Linked DNA regions of Homo sapiens: regions 2 and 3 are each linked to region 1. Evidence: read pairs that join two places in POLR2A ChIA-PET (ENCODE). Cell type or tissue: A673. All regions are shown on one strand.

Evidence for each region. ChIA-PET counts read pairs that join two places held together with the same protein. Peaks named below come from ENCODE experiments on the same cell type or tissue, not always from the same donor. Only the 100,000 strongest peaks of a DNase experiment are listed, where the experiment ranks them.
Region 2: POLR2A ChIA-PET joins it to region 1 with 7 read pairs; 2 of 35 experiments call an interaction of 5 or more read pairs at or near these places.
Region 3: POLR2A ChIA-PET joins it to region 1 with 5 read pairs; 3 of 35 experiments call an interaction of 5 or more read pairs at or near these places.

What each region holds. Positions count from the first base shown.
Region 1 is chr4:163,548,715-163,552,714 of GRCh38, forward strand. All of the region lies in intron 8 of MARCHF1 (membrane associated ring-CH-type finger 1), which reads right to left. Among named protein-coding and RNA genes, the nearest start is that of TMA16, 56 kb to the left of the region's middle. RefSeq lists enhancers at 939-1,440, 1,441-1,940. In A673, a CTCF peak has its summit at 1,759 (motif pointing right); a DNase peak (open chromatin) is centred at 1,757; H3K4me3 peaks cover 206 bases.
Region 2 is chr4:163,443,571-163,447,570 of GRCh38, forward strand. No RefSeq gene overlaps it. Among named protein-coding and RNA genes, the nearest start is that of TKTL2, 28 kb to the right of the region's middle. In A673, no CTCF peak of the experiment used is centred here; a DNase peak (open chromatin) is centred at 2,021; H3K27ac peaks cover 1,016 bases.
Region 3 is chr4:163,390,262-163,394,261 of GRCh38, forward strand. No RefSeq gene overlaps it. Among named protein-coding and RNA genes, the nearest start is that of NPY5R, 48 kb to the left of the region's middle. In A673, no CTCF peak of the experiment used is centred here; a DNase peak (open chromatin) is centred at 1,700; H3K27ac peaks cover 2,605 bases.

The DNA of each region.
Region 1 (4,000 bases):
GTAAATGGCGCTGGCAGAAATCAATGTATTTTATAAACCTTTCCCTTCATATTGTCTTTTCAGGTTTGTTTACAAAATTTCAGTATGTTTTGCAAGCCTTACTAAGAATGAGAAATGGAGAGGATAAGGATAGAAATCTTATTTTAACAAAGCTGTCATGAAAGTGCCTTCAATTAATATTCATGATGCTGAAATTCAGTGGCAGTTCACAAAAGATTTCGTGATAGGCAAGTGATAATCTGTGAAACTTTTCATAGCATTTCTGCTCCCCTGTCCTGCTTTACCAAATAACGTGTGACTTATGGCCCTGTTACCAGGAGTATATTGTTACCATGGTTACACCTCTAGAGAAGGTTGTTCCTGAGAAGATCCTCTTCAGGTCCCCAAAGTGTGGTCCCTGATCAGCCTCAGCAGTGCCAGCCTCACTCAGGCACACTACACGCGCCCACCACCACGCCTGGCTAATTTTTTGTAAATTCTTGAGCTCCGCTTTGGAGATGACTCTATGTTAGTTTTTCCCACATGCCCCCTAGAAAATACAAACTATTGCCTTGTCAGTGATGAAGTAAAGTTTCTTTTGCTTATTGCTTGGGCCTGAGTCGAATATTTTATCCTCAAGTCTCTCGGTGTTGAGAAGACGTTATCTCTCCAAGGGGTCTCAAGGAAGCTGGTGGAAATGGTAAGACGGCAGCTCCCTTTCCCGTTTCCCAAAGGTCAGGGAGAAGGAACGCACGACAGCACATACACCACCATACTTTTCACCAATGTCTACACTGCCGACCCTCTGATCTGCCCTTCCTTAGTCTTCAAGTTCTCCTTTATACCTTGAAGATGGGGGATGAGCTAAGATTAGGCAAAAGTAGTTTCACAAAATCTTAGCACTTCCTGCATAGGTAGTCTTGAACCTCGCTTTGGACTTTACAGTCCCTGGGCCTTTGGTGCCTGTTTTACTGTTCTTGCTTTTGATTTTTTTTTTTTTTTTGCAGAAGCCACTAAACAATAGAAAGAAATCCAACAGAACTCTATTATTCACTTAGAAAAATATGACTGTATGTTTTTTCTGAATTGTAGTATAACTTGATGCAAACATTGTTTCTGTGAAATTGTCTATTTGATGAAGTTAAATCAAACTTTGCATGATAGGGTCAGGTTTTCTAATTCAAATTACTTGCATTATATTCTGTCCTAAAATATAAATTTAAAAGTACTGCCCACAGAAAAGTGTTGTTTAAATCTTTATACCAGTGAAGAATAAAGGCAGTTTATTTGTATAACATAAAAATGCAGGCCGGGCGCAGTGGCTCACGCCTGTAATCCCAGCAGTTTGGGAGGCCAAGGCGGGCGGATTGCCTGAGCGCAGGAGTTCGCCACCAACCTGGGCAACACGGTGAAACCCCGTCTCTACTAGAATACAAAAATTATCCAGGCGTGGCGGCGGGCGACTGTAGTCCCAGCTACTCGGAAGGCTGAGGCAAGAGAATCGCTTCAACCCGGGAGGCAGAGATTGCAGTGGGCCGAGATCGCGCCACTGCACTCCAGCCTCGGCGACAGAGCGAGACTCCGTCTCAAAAAAAAAAAAAAAAAAAGAAAAGAAAAGAAAAGAAAAAAGCAGGAGGTAGGGACTACTTTGCCAAATCCATTAAATCCATTTCGTCTTTTTTCTTGACAGTTCACCTATGGTTTCCAGCTTCCGTAACAGTCACGTGACCTAGAGTTTTCAATCTATAGAATGATAGACCAAAAAATTACCACCAGGTGGCGCCAGGCCCAAACAGTAGCTAGTACGGTAGCCCTTTTTTTTTTTTTTTTTGGTACCGCCAGACCCAGGAGCTCCCAGCCGGCCAGGTGTGCAGGTTCTTCCTGTCATTTTGCATAAATGCAAAGCCACATTTTAATTGTTTACTGGCTCTGCCTGTCATATTGGATTTTGCTGCAGACGAGCGAAAATAATACCTGAAACAGCAAGTGTAAAGGTTATCACATTATTTACATGCCTTAGTAAGATATGTTGTGCTGGAGGATAATAAGTAAACCTTTTACAAATCCTTGGACTTGCTATGCTGGAGAAATTTCTAGAGGACCCATTCATATGAAGCAGTGGTTCTCAGTGTTCCCCAGTAGCAGATGCAGCAGCAATCAGGAAACTTGTTAGAAACCCAGTATTTTGAGCCCCACACCAAACTCACGGAATCAGAAACTCTGGCGATGGGGACCCTGTAATGTGCTTTAACAAGCCCTCAGGTGATTCCGATGCAAGCTACAGTTAGAGAACCACCTGCCTAAAGGATGACACTTAGCAGAGTTGCACGGTGACCTCCGTGGAGTTTATATCAGAAGTAGTACTTGTCACTCCCTGTCATGAACTAATTAGTAGTCCAGGAAAGGGTAATCAACAAATGAGTTTTGTTTTCTGGCTGTGATTTAAATATTTCAGGTCGACTGAAAAAAATTACATAATTCATTTATTTGAACTGAAATGATTCAGAGTTAGCTCATTAATCACTAAAGCAAACTTTCATTTTTTGTTTTACTTTTCAAATTAGTGTTTAGGTAACATAAAAGCCTATTAAAATCTAATTATACTAGTAACAATTTCAAATACTCTGGGAGAGAACTAAACAACAGACTCTTAATTATGAGGAGTAACTCTTGAACCTTAATAAATCTTTAAGTTCAGAGGTATGCCTATGGTAAATAATTTCCCTCTTAAAAATGTATTTTAAAAGACCAGCAGAAAAATTTGACCTCTGCAGACCTTTAGTGAAATTTGCTACAAAACTGATGATAGGGAGGAAACAACAAAGCCAGGTAGGTGGTAGGCAGCTGGTAAAGTTCACTAGTTAAGGCACTCACTGTTGGACACAAATCAGGAAGTGTACACAAGTGCAAACTTGTTCTCTCAGAATTACAGTAATATAGTGGCTGTGTCCCCACCTAAATCTCATGTTGAATTGTAGCTCCCATAATTCCCAAATGTTATGAGAAGGACCTGGTAGGAGATAATTGAATCATCAGGATGGCTTCCCCCATACTGTTCTTGTGGTAGTGAATAAGTCTCACGAGATCTGATGGTTTTAGATCATGAGGTCTCTCTCTTGCCTGCTGCCGTGTAAGACATGCCTTTCACTGTCTGCCATGATTGTGAGACCTCCCCAGTCATGTGGAACTATGAGTCCATTAAACCTCTTTTTCTTCATAAATTACCCAGTCTCAGGTATGTCTTTATGAGCAGTGCAAAAAGGGACTAATATAAGTCCCTTTACAGATAAGCATGTACATGAAGGCTTTCTTACTAAGAGTCAAAACCTCAGATATAATAGCCATAAATGCTCTGTGAGTCTATCATTTCCTTAAAAAAACATTTTCTCCCCTAGTTCTCTTCCACGTTAGGTCCACCAGTGATAATCATTTGACATCTTTTGTACATGGCCCAATGTGAGGGGACACTATTTTCTGATTAAGTGCAGCTCCTCTGTCTCTCCTGATAACAGTACAAGAAGGTCTTGTACTGCACCAAAGATTAGGATCTGCAATCCAAAGGAACTGCAAGTGGAAACAGTGAGGAATGGGCCATGTGTCCAGATGGACCTGGGAGATCACCAACCCAAATATAGACAGCAAATTAACAGCTACCATCTTGAGACAGTGTGTGCACGCAGCGGTTTAGAATCGGGGGAAGTAGTTAACTGAGACCCAGGTTTGGGTAAAGATACCACTGCAAGTAATTGGCAGTCTTACTGAAAAACGGTAATAAACAGTTCCACAAAGAGGCATATCTAAGACCCTGAAATCAATGGCTTCATTTTGCTACCACTCAGTTTGAGTCTCCTTTTGCATTCTGAACTGCTGGGTAATGGGAGTCTTTTCTAACTAGAAGTGGTTTTCAGTATTAGCTGTTTGACAGGATCATTTGGGGCATCAAGTTCCCTATAGACACACTCAGGCCTCGTTGAATCCATCACTGAGGAATGAACCGTGCAGCTGTGTGGTGTATTCTGTC
Region 2 (4,000 bases), 110 kb before region 1:
CAGAATTGCTTCTTTTCTTTCTCAATAGGCATCCTTGTCAGATTTTTTTCTCCCTTAATGAGACTATTTTAACAATTCATCACTATGTGTAATGTTTGCTGTCATTTTTATAGATACCTTTAACAAAATTAAGAAAATTTATTTATATCTTACAAAGAATTTTTATTACAAATGTCTATTATTTGATTCAACCTGTCAATATGCCAAGGTTGAGAACCCCTGACCTTATATTTTACATAAAATGTAAGATATCTCTACCCAAAAATATCTGTAAGACTGAACTGAGAAAAACTTGAACAGACCTAAATATGTGGAAAGCTCTACTAGTTCATGGATTGTTGTGATTCATATTCTCTCTAAATTGACTTATAGATTCAACAAAATTCCTGTTAAAACTGTGTCATTAAAAACATTTTAAAGAAATAGACAAGTTCATTGTAAAAATGTTATAGAATCATAAAAGATCTACAGTAGCTAAAACAATTTTGAAAAAGGAGAGTTCTTATAGTACCAGATATCCAGAGTCAAGACTTACCATAAAGCTATAGGATAGGGTAGTGCCAGGCAAATAAACATTCAATTATTTGAGCAGAATGGAGAGGTCAATGAACAAAGAAAACCCTTTTTAGGATATGTTACTTTATTACAGCTGGAAATCTCTATGGGGAAAGTAAAGCAAAGCAAAAACAAAAAACAAAACAAAACAAAAAACACCAGAAAAGACTCCGCTCATCTACTCTTTCATATTAAACATAAAAATTATTTTGATATGGATAATATACCTAAACATTCAACCCAGAACCATACATCTTCTAGAAGAAAACAGGAGATTATCTTTGAAACTCAGATTTGGCAAAAATTTCTTGAGCAGGACACAATCAGCATGAAACAAATAATTTGAAATGAATTAATTAAATTCCACAAAAAACTAAAATGTCTGCTCTGCAAAGCACACCATTATAAAAATGAATTGGCAAGCCACAGACTAAGGAAAAATTCTTGTAACATATGACAAAGAACTTGCACATAAAGAACACCTACAAATCAACAGTAAAAGGATGACCATCCCATTTTGTAAAAGAAGTCGAAGATTTGCACACTTTACCATAGAGATGAACTAATGCTCTATAAACACATGAAAGTTTAGACATACAATGTATTAAGGTGCTATATTTTGGGATAGCATGTCCTCAACCTTATCTGGCACTTAACATCTTTAGTCATAGGAATCTGTAAATTAAAACCACAATAAGGTACCATTTCATACTCAGTAAATAAGCTAAAATCAAAAGGAGTAACTCCACTGCCTATTGATAAAGATATGGAACGATTAGTAATGGCATCTTAGATTTCCTTGGAAAACTATTTCCCTGTACTCTCCGGCCATGTGTATCTGGTGGAGTGGAATCTACCTGAAGACTTCAGCAATAGAGTGAAGACTTGGGCCTGGCCTATTAGAATAACAGTAACAGATTAAGAAATATTACCTAATGCAAGCTGGCTCAATTAAAGTCAGTACAGTCAGCTCTGAGCCTTTGTAATTCTTGGGAAAGAAATGTGGGGTTTTTTTGTTTTGTTTTGTTTTGTTTTTGTATTGGCACCTAAACTGGCAAATGTAAACCTGGAGCAATTGGTGGTTATTGTGATCAACACCCTGGAAAAGTACTTATAAAAAGAAACTTAGCCAGGTACAGCAGCTCATGCCTGTAATCTCAGCATTTTGGGAGGCTGAGATGGGAAGATCACTTGAGCCCAGAAGTTGGAGACCAGCCTGGGCAACACAGGAATACCCGTGTCTCTACAAATACTAAAAAAAAAATTAGTTGGGTTTGGTGTCATGCACCTATGGTCCCAGCTACTTGGGAGGCTGAGGTGGGAAGATCGCTTGAGCCCAGGAGGTAGAGGCTACAATGAGTCATGATTAAGCCAGTGCCCTCCAGCCTAGGTGACAGAGTGAAACCCTGTCTTAAAAAAAGGGAAGGAAGGAAGGGAGGAAGGAAGGGAGGGAGGAAGGAAGGAAGGAAGGAAGGAAGGAAGGAAGGAAGGAACGGAGAAAGCAAGCTATCTCAGTGTTACATGGCACCAAAAGATGGAAAGACACAGATAATTTTGGCCCGAAATCCAGCAGTACATTAGCTTGCTGTACCCATGTACTCATCAGTTAGGAAAGTCAAAAATTCCCCTTTTCTTCAAGCCAGTTTGAATTTTATTTTTATTTAGAGCTAAAAGAATCTTAATTAAAACAGAAGTAACCAGATTCTATTTTTACTTCACCAGTAAATGACAACAAAAAGTCTAGGATATATGTTGGAACCAATCTGTGTACTATATTCTTTTTTTGATGCAAGACTTGAGGGGGCAGGGATTAATTGTTTTCTGCTTTATAAGTTAAATATTTCAAAAATTTCTTCCAAAAATATATGAGCTAAATAATTATATTTTAACATTCAGCATATCAAGTTAAAATAGTCAGATACAACTTTCAGAACTAAAGTATGATGTTATCTTTGGAGTAAATTAAAAGAACTAAAGTATAATAAATAATAAATCATAAATAATCAATGATGTTATCTTTGGAGTAAATTAAAAGAACACATTGGGCTGCATTTTTAATATTAGAATACAATAGTCTTTTAGTTCATTATATATATCCTTTAATAATCTGATATTTCTTTTAAGTTCTAAATCAGGCATACAGGCCCATCTCAGATAATAAGAAAATATCTTTTAATAGATTATAACAATAATAGCTGCATTTGTTGAAAGCTTATTATTTTTTAAGCATTTATTCTCTTTAAATGCATTATTATATTTAATCCTTACATGGGATTACCATGTTATAGATTTATTTCATTGATGTCATTGTAAAGATGAGGAAACTAAAATTACAAAAGTTGTATAAATTCCTGGTCACATGCTAAATACCACACATACATGGAATTTGGCTTATCTGGCTTCAGGTTTTGAGCTCCTAATCATTTCCCATATATAAGTCAAAATTGCAAAAAGAAAAAAAGAAAAAAATGAAATAAATCTAGGCCCTAAGAGTGAAGTAAAAGATTCCTAAATTTAGGAACTACAGAAATAAAGATATACTGGATGAAAGAAAGCCCAGTCCCCAATTTCTGTAGCTGGCTTTTGTTCAGTTTTAACAGATATCTCTCTTAGAAAATATAATATCCAAACATAAAATCTTTTAAAGTATCAAGTGATGATATTTTTTGCAAATTCATTGGAAGAAAGAAAGTTCAAGTCTCACTTTAAACAATAATTTTAAAAATCTAAATTAAAGTTTGTTATAAAAAACATTGAATTATTGGAGAGAGTCTTGGAAAATATTTGTACAGTCTTAGATTTAGCAAAACGTGGGGAAAGGTAGACCTTCTAAAACAAAACAGCCCACCCAGAAGTCATACAGTATAAAATAGACATATTTGATTATATTAAAATTTTCAACCAAATTTATTATTTCTTTTCGTTTTTTTTTTTTTTTTTTTGAGATGGAGTCTTGCTCTGACGCCCATGCGGTAGTGCAGTGACGTGATCTTGGCTTACTGCAACCTTCACCTCCCGGGTTCAAGCGATTCTCCTGCGTCAGCCTCCCAAGTAGCTGGGACTACAGGCACGCGCCAGCACACTTGGCTAATTTTTTGTATTTTTAGTAGAGCTGGGGTTTCACCCTGTTAGCCAGGATTGTCTCGATCTCCTGACCTTGTGATCCGCCCTCCTCAGCCTCCCAAAGTGCTGGAATTACAGGCATGGGCCACCAGGCCCCGCCAGCATTTGTTTTTTTCTAATTACCCATTGCTGCTAATGCTTTTACTATCATCTGCACTATAAATATTTTCCAACTCTATTGTTCGTGTTTTAAATTTGTTTCAATATTTTTAATATACAGAGAGCCTATAAACTAATAGTACAAATAGCTAGAAAAAAAGAGGCAAAGGATTCACAAAATACTTCAGACCAGTCAAGGAAGATAAAATCCAAACATCAACAA
Region 3 (4,000 bases), 160 kb before region 1:
CTTTTTGTGAATATGAGTCATGAGAAATTGAACTGTCCTAATGTACTAATGACTTAAAAGCTTATGAAATGACCAAAATACATTCTTACACATGAGACAGAACATTGTGGCCTTACAAAGTACTGAGGTTATGTAGCTGCCTTAAAAAACACCAAAGCGGAAGAAGTCTTACTGTCTTGTTTAACCCCTGTTTATTGAAGAAATGAAGTTTCATTAACAAATTGTTACTAAAATAAAAAAACTTTAATAAAAAATTGATATGGAGAAAGGGATTTGGAAGGACCATGGAGGTGACAGGAATTCAAAGGATAAATAAATGAATAAGAATAGTTCATTTTAGAAGTGAAGTGACCCCTTTAAATAAAATGAATCTAAGAACTTCCATCAGTTGGCATTGATTGGAGAATCAGCAGATAGAAAGGGGTTGCTGTATTCATTGTTACCAATTCTGTCTCCTTGGTTTTTACTTCTATCTGGGGTTCTCTATTTTTCCTACTGCCATTAATATGCTGGTCCCCAGGGCTTCCCCTTAGTATACCAACAACCCTGCCTTAAATCTTTTAGCCTAAATCTGAATCTATGAAGCCTTAGTCTAAACTGAAACCAGTGTTAAATTTGGATTCTCAGAAATGTCACTTCCACCAGATTTCATGTTCTTGATATCGTAGGTCACAATCCAAGCACAAGTTCCCAATTTCTTCTCTGACCCATCGGTCATTTCCACTCTGCCTAACAGATCATTCATTTACATGTTAAACCTCTTCACAGGATACTACCTTTACTATCTAGATTAAGTAGAAAACTTCCCTCTTCAAAAACACCACATTCCCTGTAGCCATCTAAGCAGAAAATGTCCATCCTCTCAATCTACCAAATCTACCAAAATATCGAAATGTGGAGAATTTTTAGTCTGAATAAATTAGAAGCCAGAGAGTTTTCAACAGAGAAGTGATATGATCTATTAAACTTTTTGAAAGAGCCACTCTGAGTGACATAAGTGAGTGAACACAAAAAGGAATATATTTCAATAATCCAAGTGATTGATAATGGTCTCTTGCACTAGCATGTTAGTGATTAGAGGTGGTTAAAACATGGTGAGGCCTTGAATATTTTTAAAGGTAGAACTATCAACATTTGATGTTGAATTGGAAGGGGATGTGAGAAAAGAAGAGGCAAATATGTCTTGTGTGTATGCACACGCGAGTGTGTGTTTATTTCCTAATCAGGAGGGTGAAAGAGGTTGTCATATTGATCTGGAGAAGACTAGGGAGGGAAGAGGATTATTTAGTAGGGGTGGTGGTAAAGAAGTTCAAAAATTCTGCTTTGGACATGTGAGTTTAAAATGCCAATTAGATATTTATGAAGAGATTGTTAAAAAAAAAGAAAGAGAGAGAGACTGAATTGTCAAATTTGGGATTAAGGGAAGAGTTTGGAGCTGGATACATAAATTTAGAAGTTTTCTGAACAGAGGTGGTATTTAAAGGCTTGAGACTGGAGATTACTCAGAGAATAAATACACCCAGAGAAGATTAACAATACAAATACTGTACACACAAATGTAGATAGGATGTGGTAGAATGACAAGGGATACCGAGAAGGAGCAACAAGGGAAGCAGAGAGAATCAAGAGAGAAAGGCCTTTTGAGAACAAGTGAAAAAAAGCTTCTCAAGCAGGAGGAAACCATCAATTGATGCTGACAAGTCCAAATGATGATAAAAGGACAGATATTTCCAGGAAATAGTTCTTTGGATTTAGGAGTTCTCGGTGTGGACAGCTCATTTCCTGCATTTAATTGAGGATCTTTAGAAAGCCCTGTCACTAGAGAAAAATAATGTTTTCCAAGTTTCCAAAGAACCCATTTTAGATGAAACTCTAGGTATGAACAATAGTCAGCAATAACAACAATGGCAAAGATAGATAACATAATTAGGAATAAACAAAATAAGAAAAGTATAGGATCTGAATGAAAATAAAAGCTTTACTGAGGGATACCGTGGTGGGAAGAATAAGGGCCCTCCAAAGATGTCTGTGTTATAATTCCTGAAACCTGTGAACAAATTACCTTGCTTGGCAAAGGGAACTTTGCAGATCATATTAAGGATCTTGAGATAAAGTGATTATTCTACATTATCCGGGTAGTCCCAAAGTAATCGCTACGGTCTTTAAAAGAGGAAGGCAGGAGATCAGAGTCAGAGGACATGTGACTCTTCTGAAAGAGGTCAGAGGGATATGGGGCTACTCGCAAGGAATGCAGTCAGCCTCTAGAAGCTGAAAAAGATAAAGAAATTGTTTCTCCCATAAAGCTCTGCCAACTCATTTTAGACCTCTGACTTCAAGAACTTTATGGTAATGCATTTGTTTATTCTCTAAGCCACTATACTTGTGGTAATTTCTTACAACCAAAAACAGGAAATTGATACAGATTTTAAAAGACTTGAACCAATAGTAAGAAATCCCTTATCATTCATAGAGAGATATCTGTATATGCCTGGAAAGGTTTTTGGGAAGACTCCCAGTTGGATAGTAAGACTTGGAACAGCCTTAGGGGAGAACATTTTACTTCATCTTTTATCCTCTTGTGCTGTTAGAATCTTTTTTTAAAAAATTAACCATCTGTATGTATCACTTTTTATACATTTTTGAACATGCCTCCAATGGGATGAAACTTAAACCAATTCATTTCTAGTCACTGCACTAGGGTAGTTTCACCCACCATTAGTGAGTCAGAATACTTCTGCCACTGTGAAGGACAAGAAGGTTTTGAGAAAGAAATGTGTGAACAGTTGGTTTGTCCTGCTGCCCTTAAATTTAAGCAGTCATGTTTTATACCTTAGCATAGAAACATACAAAACCTAGAATCATAGAGAAAATGTAGCTAAGGTTTTCAAGCTTTGCCAGATACTCTGCAGACCAAATAATATCGAATCATCAAATGATAGTGTTTTCTTATATTTATAAATTATAATAGCTTTGAGGCAAATTTTGTATATCTACCCGTTATTGTTCATTTCCTCCTAGAAAAATGATTTAAATCAGGGGGGAAAAAGAATGATAGAACAGTTCATGAATAATAGCTCAAGGTTTAGATAAATGAGGATTTTGGTAGAGAACTGCGGTTATTCAGTATATGGTATTTTACTTGAATAATAACTGGGTAATGTGTGAAAAGGCATAAATGTGGCTGTTTAAGCAAGCAGCGTGTTTTACTTAATGCAAATCACTAAGATGCAAATCCCTTTTGCAAACCCTCAGCATGTCTGTTTCATTATAAAATGATGCCACTGACGATGATCAAAGCAATAACTGTGTGTATGACTGAGAAGAACAAGATGCAATCAACAGGGCTTTCCTATTTGGGGACATTTACAAAACTAATATTTGCTTATTGTGGTAGACAGTTGTTTCTTGCTTTTTCAACCGCAAACTATTCGGATTGCTGCACATTCACTGTTAGGCTACATGTTGCTGTTCTTTCTCGGAAGGCCACACGTGATATCATTTGCTGTCGTACTTTCATGTTTCCTCAGGTTACCACACTTTGGTTCTATATAACAAACTACATAGGATGGTACAGGACTTCAGTCTTATTCAAGGATATCATAAATTTAACCAATTCACCTACTACTACCTATATTCCCTAATAACTATTTTTAAAATTCCAAAGCCCAGCAATATTTCTAGTAAACACAATTTTGGCATTCTATCCTTACACACTAAAATAAACCTTTTCTTTCTACATAAAGAAGCTTCATAATATTTTATAAAATTGGCCTAAAATAGTAGACATGCTTATTTTTTAAATATGAGAATTTTACTTGAATAGAAAGTACCATGTACTTCACTACTCTTTCATAGAATTTGAATACAAATTGTATGCTCCTTGGAAACTTAGCATGTATATTGCAACCAAAGAATCTCTTAATTTTTTCCTGTTAATATTAATCTTTTTCATGTTCCCAAAAGTATTCATTTCTAGCTAAGAAATTCAAATGCTGTAAAG